Linked DNA regions of Homo sapiens: region 1 is linked to region 2. Evidence: read pairs that join two places in POLR2A ChIA-PET (ENCODE). Cell type or tissue: Caco-2. All regions are shown on one strand.

Evidence for each region. Peaks named below come from ENCODE experiments on the same cell type or tissue, not always from the same donor. Only the 100,000 strongest peaks of a DNase experiment are listed, where the experiment ranks them.
Region 1: POLR2A ChIA-PET joins it to region 2 with 5 read pairs; 6 of 35 experiments call an interaction of 5 or more read pairs at or near these places.

What each region holds. Positions count from the first base shown.
Region 1 is chr12:12,360,471-12,368,470 of GRCh38, reverse strand. It overlaps BORCS5 (BLOC-1 related complex subunit 5), which reads right to left. Exons shown (of 4, transcript NM_058169.6): 2 at 7,122-7,265. Among named protein-coding and RNA genes, the nearest start is that of BORCS5, 7.4 kb to the right of the region's middle. In Caco-2, no CTCF peak of the experiment used is centred here; no DNase peak of the experiment used is centred here.
Region 2 is chr12:12,036,736-12,044,735 of GRCh38, reverse strand. No RefSeq gene overlaps it. Among named protein-coding and RNA genes, the nearest start is that of BCL2L14, 30 kb to the left of the region's middle. In Caco-2, no CTCF peak of the experiment used is centred here; a DNase peak (open chromatin) is centred at 4,609.

The sequences.
Region 1 (8,000 bases), 320 kb before region 2:
CCCATCTCAAAAAAAAGAAGAAGGAAAAGAAAAAAAAGTTGAAGTTGATGACAGAGACTTAAAATCATCTTAATGGCTACATTTCAGAATACTTAAAGCGCCTTAGAATCTTGTTTTTCCAAAAGAGCACTAGGCAAAATGCTGTGCAGAGAGGAATAGAGACTAACCAGTAGATTAAAAAAAAAAAAACAAAACAGAATACCACTGGGTGGGGAGGTATCATAAACTAAAGGAAGGGAGTTTTAACAAGTGGGATAGAAACCTATGTTAAATACGGAAAAGAAGAGGAGGATGTGGACTGAGAAAAAAACTTCAAGCATGAAAAGAAAACACTAGTAATCCTCCAAAGCAGCAAATATGGATGAAGTTATGTATATGAGAGCCTGTCCAGGGGAACTTCCCAAATGGCAGAGGTATCAAGGAAGCAGGGACAGCATGTAGCACCCATGGAGTCAGTAAGTTTGGCAGCAGAAATGAGAACAGAGAAAGCGTGGTAGCCAAGAGGGCAACTGAATTGAAAGAAAGTGTTCGTCTTCTGTTTTTAAGATGGGAAGAGCTGTATATCTGAACAAGAGGAAAGAGGTCCACTAAGCTAGTTGCGAGACAAAAAGAGAAAAGGACAGGAGCAAAGTCCCAGCAAATGGAAAGAGTGAAACAGAATGGCATTAAGTTTCAGAGAAAGGCATGAATACCTCATCTGAGACTTAATGGAAAGAAACAAGAATGGATGCAGGCACACAGAGATTTATGGGAGTAAGGGAAAAGATGAGGGTGTTCTGGTGAGACAGCTTCACTTTCTCAATCGGTTGAAAGCAACCATTCACCTGGTACTTCCCACTCTTCTGAGTAAGGCTAACCCAATGCTGGTAAACAGCTATGTTTATTTTTGTTTTTGTTTTTACACACAACTCACACTTCTCTGAATAGCCATGTTTAAAAGCTTAACTGAAGAGCTATTACAAATACAAACCCATAAAGTAATCAGGAATAAGTCATCAATCTTTCCAATATGGTATTTGGGAGAAAATATACTTAGGATTACCCCTGGGTTTAGAGATTACCTTTAAGCCATTCAGAGAAGACTGTGGCTCTGATTAAGATCCATTCTCTTGTCCCCTCCTTTGGCTGCCATTTTCCAATGCAATGATAAGGTCTGACAGCTGGTAGAGGCAGACATCTGATGAATGCAAAGACTTTTATTTGTCCAGATGACAGAAGAATGTGAAGAAACTGGTCATTTGAAATCTAGCTCCATCATGCTCTCCTTATCGCCCTTTTTCCATTGCTTCATTCTTCCCTAGCTACACTTTCAGGTTCCAGTTCTCAATGTTCCATGTGATTTGAAAGCTTTCACTGCTGTTCCATGAGATTTCGCTCCACTATGAAAAGCCCCAGGCTCCTTTTAATTATCAAAATCTACTTCACATGCATCATGTTCTTAACAACCAAACACCAAACTCCCAACAAAGCTGCTTAGTATCACTTCAGTATCTACACTGTATATGTTTGATCATCCTTGTTATTAACAAAAACAGCCCCTTCCATAGGCAGCAATACAATCTCTTACGTTGTATCCAAGGTCAGTAACAAAAATGACAGATCGGTTGGAAAGAATGTCACATGCATGCATGTGTGTAAATATGCACATATTCATCTACTAAGAGTGAATAATTATTTTTGTAACTTTATATATAAAACACCAACCATATTACTTTTCTCTTGCAAATATTTCATTTCTTTAGAATGACATACAATAGAGTGGGATTCATTAAAAAATATGAGTGGTTGAATTTCAAGTAAGAAATCTATACAGGGTTTGTTAACTTCTTGGAATCTTGCTAACTTACATCAAATCTACTATTTTGCCTTTGTGTTCTGTCACAGCCATTTGTAGCTACTTTCTAATTTTCTAATCTTTCATTTCCTATAAAATGCTTTACATGTCAAAATAAATTACTAATTCAGACATTGCTATGAAAAACAGAAATCCCTTTGATAAAAAAAGGAACAGATATTTGGATTATGGAGCATAAATTATACTCTGGTATATTTATGCAAAAGGGTTAAGGCCAAAGAAAGAATCTGCTTGCTTATTAAAAATGCAAACATTACCTCAGTCATACAAATAGCCCCAAACTCGCCCAGCCACTGCCTCTGCAGATCACCCACCAGCATTAGCATTACATCATATGACATTATGAAACAATAGTGAACTCTGTGTAATACTTCAATATATTGTTTTGAAAGAATAAACTGTCATTAAGTTGAATAAAAGCTTTCTGAAATCAAACCTGGGGGGTACAGGCTTCACTGTGTGGCCTTTTTACTATTTTGAGGAATGGCCTCATCCTGAAAGCAGGAAAGGGGGAAAAAAGAGTCAGAGTATAAAGGCGACAGTGATGCCTGGCCCCTGCAGCAGCCCAGCAGGCAGAGGGTAGGGCTTTTAATTATCAGGCAGAACAACGTCAAAGCAGGAGGCTCTGCAACAAATGCTGCACCTCAAAACCCAAACAACCTCATACCCACCACGCTAGTTCCTGTATATCCTAGTGATTTCTATAATGGGCTTTGCTAGAATTGGAAACTAAGTCTTATTCTATGTCCTGATGCAATCTTAAAATGTGCTATCACTTACAGCCATGTGACTTTAGGCAATTAATTTAAGCTCTCTAGGCCTCAATATTTTAATCTATAAAAACAGAAAGAACAATAGCTATTATGTAGAAGCATGGGGGATAAGATACTATTATCATAATTAAACTTATCATTTCCACCCCCTTTGCCTATCTTTCCTAATCACGGCCCAAGATGTTTCGTCTTCACAAGTGAAACATGAGCATCACCTTCAATGCTCACTGGCTTTTTGTTTGCTATAGTCTGGCCACAGCCACATGTTGTCATTTCTAGATTCACGCCACTCTCATCAAGTGGGGGTTGGGGTGGGGGGGATGAATTATACAAACTATTTTCTATAGTATTTTTTGAAACTCGGGCCGGGCATGGTGGCTCATGCCTGTAGTCTCAGCACTTTGGGAGGCTAAGGTGGGAGGAGCACTGGAGTCCAGGAGCTCAAGACCAACATGGGCAACATAGTGAAACCCTGTCTCTACAAAAAAAAAAAAAAATGTATTTTAATTAGCCGGGTGTGGTGGTGCACACTGTAGTCCCAGCTACTCTGGAAGCTGAGATGGGTGGATCGCTTGAGCCCAGGAGGTGGAGGCTGGAGTGAGCCATGATCTCATCTCTACCTTCCTTAACCAAATCCCCGATAACCTCTTCCTATAATCTGCTCCTTACTAGCCTTCCTCCTTCCTCACCTATTCTCAATGTTCTTAATAACCAAGGCTCAAAAAGGTGGAAAAACAAAGCCAGACAACATAATAGTTGGTGGCAAAGTCCCAGTTAAAACTCATTTATCAATGCAACCAGGTCCAGTTGCATTGCATTAACTGCATCACATTAATTATTCACTTTCAGGGCACTCAGTGATGATTTATTTATTTTGAGACAGAGTCTTGCTCTGTTGCCCAGATTGGAGTGCAGTGATGCAATCTTGGCTCACTGCAACCTCCACCTCTAGGGCTCAAGTGATACTCCCACCTCAGCCTCCTGAGTAGCTGGAACTACAGGTGCCCACCACCATGCCCGGCTAAGTTTTGTATCTTTTGTAGAGACAGGGTTTTGCCATGTTGGCCAGGCTAGTCTCAAACTCCTGTGCTCAGGTGATCCAACCGCCTTGGCCTTCCAAAGTGCTAGGATTACAGGCGTGAGCCACCATGGCCAGCCCTCAGTGATGACTTCAAATCTGAGGTTAGCTTCCCTTAACACCAAGTCTTCTAGATATTTCCCCTACTAGTGATTAATCATAAAACGAATTACAGCTGACCCTTGAACAACAACATGGGTCTGAACCACGTGGGTCCACTTATACGTAGATTTTCTTCTGCCTCTGCCACCCCTAAGACAGCAAAACTAACCCCTCCTTTTCCTCCTTCTCGGCCTACTCAACGTGAAGACAATGATGAAGATCTTTCTGATGATCTACTTCCACTTAATGAATAGTTAATATACTTTCTCTTCCTTATATTTTTCTTTGAGACCAAGTCTCACTCTGTCACCCAGGCTGGAGTGCAGTGGCATGATCTTGGCTCACTGCAACCTCTGCCTCCCGGGTTCAAGCGATTCTTGTGCCTCAGCCTCCCAAGTAGCTGGGACTACAGCTGCACGCCACCACACCCAACTAATTTTTGTATTTTTAGTAGAGATGGGGTGTCACCATGGTGGCCAGGCTGATCTCGAATTCCTGACCTGAAGTGATCCATCCTCCTCGGCCTCCCAAAGTACTAGGATTACAGGCATGAGCCACTGTGCCTGGCCTTCCTTATAATTTTCTTAATACATTTTCTTTTCTCTAGTTTACTTTATTGTAATAATATAGTATATAATAACATATAACACAAAAGATGTGTTAATCAACTGTTTATGCTATCAGTAAGGCCTCTAGTAAACAGAAGGCTATTAGTAGTTAAGTTTTGGCTAAGTTGAAAGTTATATGCAGATATTTTTTTTTTTTCTGAGATGGAGTTTCACTGTTGTTGCCCAAGCTGGAATGAAGTGGTAGTCTCAGCTCACTGCAACCTCCATCTCCTGGTTCTAGCAATTCTCCTGCCTCAGCCTCCTGAGTAGCTGGGTTTACAGGTGCACACCACCACACCCAGCTAATTTTTTTTTTTTGAGATGGAGTCTTGCTCTGTCACCCAGGCTGGAGTGCAGTGGCACAATCTTGGCTCAATGCAAGCTCTGCCTCCCAGGTTCATGCCATTCTCCTACCTCACCCTCCCAAGTAGCTGGGACTACAGGCACCCGCCACCACACCCGGCTAATTTTTTTTGTACTTTCAGTAGAGACAGGGTTTCACCGTGTTAGCCAGGATGGTCTCGATCTCCTGACCTCATGATCCACCCGCCTTGGCCTCCCAAAGTGCTGTTTTACAGGCGTAAGCCACTGCGCCCGGCCTAATTTTTTGTATTTTTAGTAGAAATGGGGTTTCACCATGTTGGCCAGGCTGGTATTGATCTCCTAACCTCAGGTGATCCACCCACCTCGGCCTCCCAAAGTGCTGGGATTATAGGCATGAGCCGCAGCGCCTGGCCGGCTTTTTTTTTTTTTCTTTTGAGGCAGGATCTCACTCTGTCACCTAGGCTGAAGTGTACTGACATGACTACTGCTCACTGCACCCTTGACCTCCTGGGCTCAAGCGATCCTTCTACAACAGCTTCCCAACTAGCTGGGACGACAGGTATGTGCCACCATGCCTGGCTAATTTTTTGTATTATCTGTTGAGACAGAGTCTCATTGTGTTGCCCAGGCTGGTCTTGAACTGTTGGACTCAAGTGATCCTCCTGCCTCAGCCACCCAAAGTGCTGGAATTACAGGTGTGAGCCACCATGCCCTACTATTGTTAACTTCTTTAGAGAATCACATTATTCCTCAAAATCATGAAAACTAAGAAGATGAGTAGGCCATGCAAGGTGCCTCACGCCTGTAATCCCAGCACTTTGGGAGGCCGAGGTGGGTGGATCACCTGAGGTCAGGAGTTCGAGACCAGCCTGGCCAACATGGTGAAACCCCATCTCAACTAAAAATAATAATAATAAAAACATTTAGCTTGGCGTGGTGGCAGGCATCTGTAATCACAGCTACTTCAGGAGGCTGAGGCAGGAGAATCACTTGAACCTGGGAGGTGGAGGTTGCAGTAAGCCAAGATCAAGCCATTGCACTCCAGCCTGGGTGACAGAGCAAAACTCTAAAAAAAAAAAAAAAAAAAAAAAAAAGATGAGTAACATGATATAATGTGTTGTTTTACATAAGAGCCAGAATGTTTACCAAAGTCTAACTCTCAGGCCTGTAGGGAAGAAATTGATTAGGAGATATACCTAATGTGAATGACGAGTTAATGGGTGCAGCACACCAACATAGCATATGTATACATATGTAACAAACCTGCATGTTGTGCACATGTACACTAAAACTTAAATAATAATAAAAAAGAAACTGAAAGCTTGTATTTCCTTATTTATGAAACAGATGAAGCACTGGTAAGAATAAGACAATATATGGATCATCTATAAAGCACCATTTGTTTTTGTTTTCTAAATAGTGTGGAACAGTGTAATATAGGATTTGACATCAATGAAGAAGGTTCAAGTACAACCTCTGTGTATGCCAGCTGCCTTATAAAAGGCTTATAAGAAGCTTATCTTACCCCAATCATTGAAACACATTTAATGATGTAAGAATTAAAGGGATGATATGTGTATGAGGAGGGGCATTTTAATTCAAATAGCTATGTAAATGTAAGATGTTTTACACTGTATTATACCAAGTTAAGTAAACCAGGGCCTTATGTTCATTATTTCCTAATCTTTGGTGGGGGTGAGGGAGGAGAGAACTGAAGGACTCTTACAGCAGAAACACCAGTTAATATAAAATAATCTCCACTACTTAATAGAGATACAAAAATAATAAAGTTGTGGCCTTCGTTCAAAAGGTAACTACCACAGTATATGCTAATTGGGTGGGTAATCTCTCTTCTCAAACACACACTCTCATATAAAACTGCCGCCAGGATTAATTACGAGTGTATCAGTAGTGATGGAGATTTTTCTCTATGGATCTGAACTAGTCCACCCACTGTCCAGATCACAAATAAGAATGAAAATCTTTCCATGGGAATATAACAGGGAAGGGCCATTTCCAACCTCATTCATTCACTTAGTCCCTATCTTATACCAGATTATATTTCACGTGCTGGGAATTCAACAGTGAGCAAAAGAGAAAATACCTGCCATCATGGAGCTCACATTCTAGCAGAGAAATATAGACAGATAAAGATATTTGCAATAGGTCAATGATAATTAAGTGCTATAGAGAAAAACAGGTAGGCAAAGGGGCTGCAGTTTTAATTAAGGAAATCAAGAAAGGCTTCACTGAGAAGATGCCATTTAAGCAAAGACCTAAAGGAGATGAGAGAGCAAGATACATGGATAAGTAGAGGGAAAGTAGTAGGGCTACACAAACGTCTCCAGCAAGTTCAGATAAAACAAAACGCAATCCTTTACCTTTCAAAAGGGGCTGGAAGGTTGGAATCTCTTGCAACTTGATGACATCGGGATCGTTGCTGACGTTCCGTGAGGCCTGGGAGCCCTGAGCTACAACCACAATATCATCCATCTTGGCTCTATGCTTGGCTGGTGAAGGAGTCACTGAAAATAAAGTTACACTGCTTAGGAGATGCATATTAGGCATCTCTGCCTCACCAAAGCAGTTTTTGGTGTAGTGATTAAAAAGAATAATTTTATAAAATGTAGCTATCTTGCAGTTGGGGTTGGGGTGGCAGGGATGAATTATAGAAACTGTTTTCTATAGTATTTTTAAAAGCTCAGGCTGGAGCCAGGCACGGTGGCTCATGCATGTAATCTTAGCACTTTGGGAAGCCGAGGTGGGCAGATCACCTGAGGTCAGCAGTTCAAGACCAGCCTGGCCAACATGGCGAAACCCTGTCTCTACTAAAAACACAAAAATTAGCGGGGCATGGTGGCGGGTGCCTGTAATCCCAGCTACTCAGGAGGCTGAGGCAGGAGAATCACTTGAGCCCGAGAGGCGGAGGTTGCGGTGTGCCAAGATCGTGCCACTGCACTTGAGCCTGGGCAACAGAGTGAGACTCTGTCTCAAAAACAAACAAACAAAAACGCCACCTCAGGCTGGGTGTGGTGGCTCATGCCTGTAATCTCAGCACTTTGAAAGGCTGAGTGGGAGGATCACCAGAGTCCAGGAGTTCAAGACCAACCTGGGCAACATAGTGAGACCCTATCTCTAAAAAAAAAAAAAAAAAAAAAAAAAATTTCTTTTAATTAGTCAGATGTGGTGGTGCACACTGTAGTCCCAGCTACTCAGGAAGCTGAGATGGGAGGATCACTTGAGCCCAGGAGGTCAAGACC
Region 2 (8,000 bases):
GTGCAATCACTCCAGCATCTTATGTTGAAAGCCTGTTTCTCCTTTGTTGAGTTGCTTTTGCACCTTGTCAAAAATCAGTTGGGCATATTTATGTGGATCTGCTTCTGGATTCTTTATTCTGTTCCATTGACCTATGTGTCTATCTCTCCACCAATATCACATAGTCTCGATTACTGACCTATATAATATGTCTTGAAATCAGATAGACTGAGTCACCTCCCACTTTTTTTCTTCTTTTTCAAAATTGTTTTGAAGTCCAGTTCCTTTGCCTTTTCATTTAAATTTTAGGATAAGCTTGTTTATATCTATTTTTAAAACTTTCTGGGATTTTGATAGGAATTATATTAAGACTTCATATCAATTTGGGAGAATTTACACCTTTATTATGTTGAATCTTCTAGTCATAAACACAGTATGTCTCTCCCTTTATTTAGATATTTTTATTTCTTTCATCGGCATAGCATAGTCTTCAGCATAAAATCCCTGGATATGTTTTATTAGACTGACACCTAAGTATTCCATTCTTTTTGAGTGATTGCAAATGATATTATATTTTAAATTTTGATGTCTGCATGTCCATTGCTAGTATATAGAAATACAATTGATTTTTGTATGTTTATCTTATATCCTGCAAGTTTACTGAACTCAGTACTAAGAGTTTGTTTTTCTTGTATACTCCTTGGAATTTTCTATATATAGATAATAATGTCTTCCTTTTTATTCTCCCTCACCCCATCCTTTTGTCTTACTGCACTGGCTAAAACTTTCAGTACTATGTTGAATAAGAATGTAAGTGTGAATACGCTTGTCTTATTCTTGATTTTAAGGGAAAAATATTCAGACTTTCACCATCAGGTATAATGTTGCTGTAGGTTTTTTATAGGTGCTTTTTACTAAGTGGATGCATTTCTTTTCTATTGATAATTTTCTGAGAGTTTTTTTTAAATCATGAATGAGTGTTGAATTTTGTCAAATACTTTTTCCACATCAATTGATATGATCATGTGATTTTTCTTCTGTAGCTTGTTAATATGGTTGATTACATTTATTGATTTTCCAATATTGGACTAGCTCTGCCTCCCTATAATAAGCCCCACTTGGTCGAGATGTATAATTCTTTTTACATACTGCTGAATTTTATTTACTAATTTTTTTTTTCAGGATTTTCATGTCTGTTTTCAAGATAGTATTGATCTGTGGTTTTCTGACTTTTTTGTTTTGTTTTTTTTTTTTTTTTTGGTAGTTTTCTGCCTTCATCTGGTCTTGGTAGAAATAAAACCAATTATGAAGATACCATGGGTTGAGTGTTTGTGTTCTTTCTAAAGTTCATGTTGAAACTTAATCCCCATTATGGTAGTGTTAACAGATGAGGCCTTTTAAGAAGTTATTAAGTCATGAGGGAGAGCCCTCATGAATGGATTAGTGCCATATGAAAGGTCTGGAGGAAACTAGCTAGGCCCTTTTTGTCCTTCTATCCTTCTGCCATGTAAGGATACAGCATTTATTCTCCCAGGAGGATGCAACAAGGTGCCATGTTGAAGCAGAGATAGCAGCCCTCACCAGACTCCAGAACTGCTGGTGCTCTGGTCTTGGACTTCCCAGCTTCCAGAACTGTGAGAAAAAATTTATATTGCTTATAAATGATGCAGTCTCAGGTATTTTGTTATAGCAGCATAAATGAACTAAGAATTCCCTCCTTACCTATATTCTGGAAGAGATTACGTAGAATTGGTGTTAATTCTTTAAACATTTGGTAGAGTTATCTAGTGAAAGCATTTAGGTCTGGATATTTTTCTGGGAGGGAATTTCAAAATTATGAATTAAATTTTCTTAATAGTTATAGGGCTATTCAAATTATCTATTTCATATTGGGCTGGGCACTTTGGCTCATGCTTGTAATCCCAGCACTTTGGGAGGCCACGTGTGCATTCTGATGTGTATTAGAACGTACATGGTCTATCTTGGTGTGTGTTGAGTGTGCATTCTGATGTATATTAGAATGTATATGGTCTATCTTGGTGTATGTTTAGTGTGTATTCTGATGTGTATTAGAATGTATATTCTGCTATTGTGTCAGCTGTTCTACAAATGTCAATTAGGTCCTGTTGGTTGATGGTGTTGTTGAGTTTTTCTACAGCCTTGCTGATTTTTGGTCTACTCGTTCTATCAATTGTTTAGAGAGGAGTGTTGGAGTCTCCAACTATAATTGTGGATTTGTCTATTTCTACTATCAGTTCTATCAGTTTTTGCATCATATAGTTTGCAGATCTGTTGTTTGGCATACAGACAGTTAGTATTGTTAATACTTCCTGGTGGATTGACCCTTTGATCATTATGTAGTCTCCCTCCCTGTCTCTAGCAATTTTCTTTGCTCTGAAGTCTACTTTAGCTTGATACTAATATAACCATTTCTGTTTTCCATTTTTTTGAGACAGAGTCTCACTCTGTTGTCCAGGCTGGAGTACAATGGTGCGATCTCTGCTCACTGCAACCTCTGCCTCCAGGATTCAAGCAATTGTCTTGCCTCAGTCTCCTGAGTAGCTGGGATTACAGGTGCCCACAACCAAGCCCAGCTGATTTTTGTATTTTTAGTAGAGACGGGGGTTTCACCGTGTTGGCCAGGCTGGTATCGAACTCCTGACCTCAAGTGATCCACCCTCCTCAGCCTCCCAAAGTGCTGGGATTACACGTGTGAGCCATAGTGCTCGATCTCTGCTTTCCTTTTATGAATGCTTGCATGCTATGTCTTTTTCTATCCTTTTTTTTTCAATCTGAATATATATATTTTAGAGAAGGGTCTTGCTCTATCACTCAGGCTGGAGTGTAGTGGTGTGATCATGGCTTACTGTGGCCTCAGCCTCGAACTCCTGGGCTCAAGTGATCCTCCCACCTCAGACTCTCGAGTAGCTAGGACTACAGGTGCAAGCTGCCATTTCCAGCTATTTTTTTTTTTTCTTTAGAGATGAGGGTCTTGCTATGTTGCCTAGGCTGGTCTTGAGCTCCTAGCCTCGAGCAATCCTCCCACCTCAGCCTACCAAGTAGCTGGTATTACAGGTGCAAGCCACCAGGCCTCACTCAGGTGGGTCATATTTGTAAATCCAATCTGTCAATCTGTCTTTTAATTGATTATTTTGGCTACTTGCATTTAATGTACTTATTGATATGCTATAACTTAAGCCTGACATTTTATTTCTTGTTTTGTTTGTTCTGCTTTCTGTTTCTCTGTTCACTTTCTCTGTCTTCTGGGTTAATTGAACATTTTTCCATTTTGATTTATCTGTGGTGTTTTGTTTTATTTTGAGATGGAGTCTTGCTCTGTCACTCAGGCTGGAGTGCAGTGGTGCCATCTCTGCTCATCGCAACCTCTGCCTCCTGGGTTCAAATGATTCTCGTGCCTCAGCCTCCCGAGTAGCTGGGATTACAGGTGTCTGCCACCATGCCTGGCTAATTTTTGTATTTTTAGTAGAGACAGGGTTTCACAGTGTTGGCCAGGCTGGTCTCAAACTCCTGACCTCAAAAGATCCGCATACCTCAGCCTCCCAAAGTGCTGGGATTATAAGTGTGAGACATCACCCAGCCTATCTATAGTGTTTTGAATGTATTTCTTTTTTAGCATTTGTATTTCTTTGTATAGCACTTTTAGTGATTGCTCTAAGTATTCCATTGTGTATCCATAACCTATTTCAGTCAACTGATGTTCTTTTTTATCCTTTGAGTGAAGTATAGAACTCTTTCCCCCCATAACACCCTTTTATCTTCCCCTGTTTATAGTATAATTGTCTTAAATATTTCTTCTACATACATTGAGAACCACATCAGATAGTGTTATAAGTTTTGCTTCAACCATCAAATACAATTTGGAAAACTCTTGAGGAGAAATAAAGCCTATTGTGTTTGCCAATATTTTTGCTTACCATGTACTCTCTTCCTTGCTTCATGGTGTTCCATCCTCCTTGTATCATTTCTTTTCTGTTTAGACAACTTCCTTTAGCTATTCTTCTAGGGCGGTTCTCCTGATGACAAATTATCTTAGTTTTTCTTCATCTGAGAATATTGTGATTTCCCCTTAATTCTCACAGGATATTTTTACTGGGTATAGGACTCTGGATTGACAGTTCTTTTCTTTCAGCATTTGAAAAATATTTGTGTCACTTTTCTTTTGGAATACATGGTTTATGATGAGAAATCTATTTCGATTTTAATTGTTTCTGCCATGTTTTCCTCTGGCTGATTTCAAGATTTTTTTCTTTGTATTTAGTTTTCAGAAATTTGATTATGATGTCTCTTGGTGTGGATTTCTTTGGGTTTATTATGTTTGGAGGTTTGCTCAGCCTGTTGAAACTGTACATTTACATCTCTTGGCAAATTTGGGAAGTTTTCAACTATATTTCTGTGAGAATACTTTTTCGGTTATGTCTTTTTGCTTCTCTCCTTTTGGAAGTCTGAGGACATAAATGTTAGATCTTTTGTTATAGATTCACGGGTCCTTGAGCCTCTCCAGGTAGTCTCCAATGACATCATGGTGGGGGTGGCCTTGTGACCTTTGGATAATAATGAAAATCTCGAGTCTCTACTAAGCTCCTCTGATACCATTCCAGAAGAGAGGGGAGAGGCTCCTCTTTACTGCCACAAGGAGGACGAAGTCCAGGCTCCTCTCGTGGCCTGCACCAGAGAATTATTCACTGTAAGGAGATCAGCCTTATTTCTAAATACCAGGCAGAGAAGTGAAGAGATGGTGAGCACCAGCAACTCTGGAGTATAGCTGCTGGAAATGGTGCACAGACCAATGAATCTTTGCTAGCCGCTGTGTCAAAGACCGTGCTGGCGTTGAACCCTGACCTTCTCTTGGATGCCCATGTTTTTAATCCTTTGGTTTTCACTCACAGCTTAGATATCATTCCCATGGCTACTGGATATATGGGTCTGGCAGACCTTATTGAAATATTTATAGAATATTCCCATTTTGTGTTATGATTTAAAATACTCCAAAATAAATATCCTTGAATGTATGCAATTCAGCACTTGGGTAACTGTGTCTGTAGAACAAATACCTAGAAGACTTGTTAGATTGAATGTATGCTTCAGGCTGGGCATGGTGACTCATGCCTGTAATCCCAGCACTTTGGGAGGCTGAGGTGGGTGGATCACTTGAGGTGAGGAGTTTGAGACCAGCCTGGCCAACATGGTGAAATCCCATCTCCACTAAAAATACAAAAATTAGCTGGGTGGGGTGGCACGTGCCTGTAATTCCAGCTACTCAGGAGGCTAAGGCACGAGAATCACTTGAACCTAAGAGGCAGAGGTTGCAGTTAGCCAAGATCATGCCACTGCACTCCAGCCTGGGTGAAAGAGTGAGACTCTCAAAAAAAAAAAAAACCAAAAAAAAACACCTTATGCTTCAGAAGCCATTCTTAGGAGATAAGCTCCAGTATATTAATTTTCTCTATATAGAGTCGCTCTTTTTCCCTCTGCAGCCCTTAACATCTGAAAATATATTTTCTTTTGTTTAATTATCTCAAGATTGTTTATACAATTTTGCAACTTGATTTCACCTGGAAACATTTTTGGTAGTTGCCTAGCTATTTCTTTGATGTGCAAGCCTAACTCACTTTGTCCTGACCCTCTAGATCTTGTAATATTGGATTACTTGAGTTTACTTTTTAAAACTGTATCTTTGACTTATAGAGCTCAAACGCAATGTGGATTTGTTTCATCTTATTCCTTTTTAACAAATTATTTCCTTGATTATTGACCAAATGTGGGTTTCTCAGAATACCGTTTGTCAAATCTTTTCAGTCTGGTATGTGCCTATATCGTTGCTAAGATAGATTATGACTGAATGTCAGTGACACATTCATAATAAAAAGCTCCATAAGTTTTTTTTGGAGGAATTGTGTTGTGAAATTGGAAATATTAAAAAAATATGTGTAGACTTCCCGTTTAGCATGGCAGATTCAATACTTACATATATCTGAGCTTCATTTCCACCCTCTCCTCCCTGTCCAAAATTACAATGAAGGACTAAAAAGGCATAAACTCATAAGGACAGAGAGAATTGGAGGGAGAGAAGAGTAGAGAAGCTGAAAAGTGGTTTGAGGAATGGTAACTCACTTAGCAGCGGAGGCTGAAACCCACGTATCTCAGGAAGGGAAGAGTAATGAGAAACAAAAGATTTGTTCAACAGAACACCTGAAACCTTTTGAAATTGGGGACACCAGTACAGTGGAAGGGGCAAAGGAGGACAAGATCATGGAGATGAAGACAGAGAGATTATTTGATGGTTTCTCAAAGGATCTTTTAGACCTCTAATCCACACCATCAGAGTATGACCTTTCTCTAACCTCTGTAGAACACGAAGTTCCTTCTCTGGAGAAATTGACCAGAGTCTTCGGCTCAGAGTACTCCCACCATCCTCCCTGCTCCCACTATGGCAGTGGAATTACTGCTTGGACCCTGGTCTCCAACTCCATTATATTGAAGACCAGAGTGGAAAATCAATGGAAAAACTCAGTAAATCCAGAGAAAATACTCACACATAATGACACTGGTTGTGGGGGTCTGCCCCATGAAAGAGCTGGCTCAACACCTGATCACTCTGCACGCTGCCAGGGGACAATTCTAATTTAATCACACAGCTCCTCCAAACAACTTCTTGGTGTCTCATATTTATGTATGAATCAACAGCCCAGATCATCAGACTTTTGAGGGACGCTACCCAAATAGAAGACAGAGGCTAAAATGTCTATGTGTGGGGAGAGCTATCAATTTTGAAGAAAAAGAAAATATTATGAGGAAAAGGCAAAAAACAAAATGGACTTAAAGAGAAGTTATAAATATCTTTAGAGAGATGAGAAGGTATTACAGCTATGAAACAAGATAGGAAGCTATTAAAACAACACAACAAAAAATATCAGAAGAAAACACTCTTAGAAATTAAAATAATTAGGGCAGAAACAAAAAAAAATCAACAGAAAGTTTAGAAGATAAAATTGAGGAATTCTTGCATGAAGTAAAAAAAAAAAAAAAAAAAAAAAAAGGACAAAAATAGGACACTGGCCCAGTGCGGTGGCTTACACCTGTAATCCCAGCACTTTGGGAGGCCGAGGCAGGTGGATCACATGAGGTCAGGAGTTAAAGACCAGCCTGACCAACATGGCGAAACCCTGTCTCTACTAAAAATACAAAAAAATTAGTTTGGCGTGGTGGTGGGCACCTGTAATCCCAGCTACTCGGGAAGCTGAGGCAGGAGAATCGCTTGAACCTGGGAGGCGAAGGTTAAAGTAAGCTGAGATGGCACCATTGCACTCCAGCCTGAGGGACAGAGCAAGACTCTGTCTCAGAGAAGAAAAAAAAGAAAAAAGAAAATAGGGCACTGGATTGTCTCATTCCTTCATTACAACCCTCCTTTCTCTTGTCTTCCTGCACTTTCATGGTGGGATACTAAAACTTCCTTTCTTAGACTTTCCTGTAATTAAATTTGCCTTTTGATACATTTCTGGTCAAGGAGTCATAAGTTTAAGTCTGTAGAAAATTTCTGGAAAGGCTTTATTCTTCTGATACAAATACAAACCTTTCTGCTTCCTTCTGCTGCTCATTTAGTTCTGCCTTGAATGTGGATGGGATGGATGGAGCTGCAGCAGCTATCTTGTAGCCATGGGTAAGAGACCAAGAGAGTTCCAGATATTTTTGCCCTGACATTCCTGAGCCTCTGAAATAACACTGGTCCAATGACTTCTTGACTTCTTGTGTGAAAACAAAAACAAAAACAAAAAAAACCCCTAATTTGTTTAAGCTACTGTTTAATTAGATATTTTTTTGATCCTAGTTGAATCATAATATACACAAGAAAGGTTAAGAAACCAGAGTTGTTTAATATTTAACTAGTAGAAGTTTCAGAAAGAGAAAACAGATGATGGGTAGAAGAAAATTATCAAAGGAATAAGAGAAGAAAATATTACAGAACTGAGCTTTCATGTCTTGAAATGACACATTACCCTGAA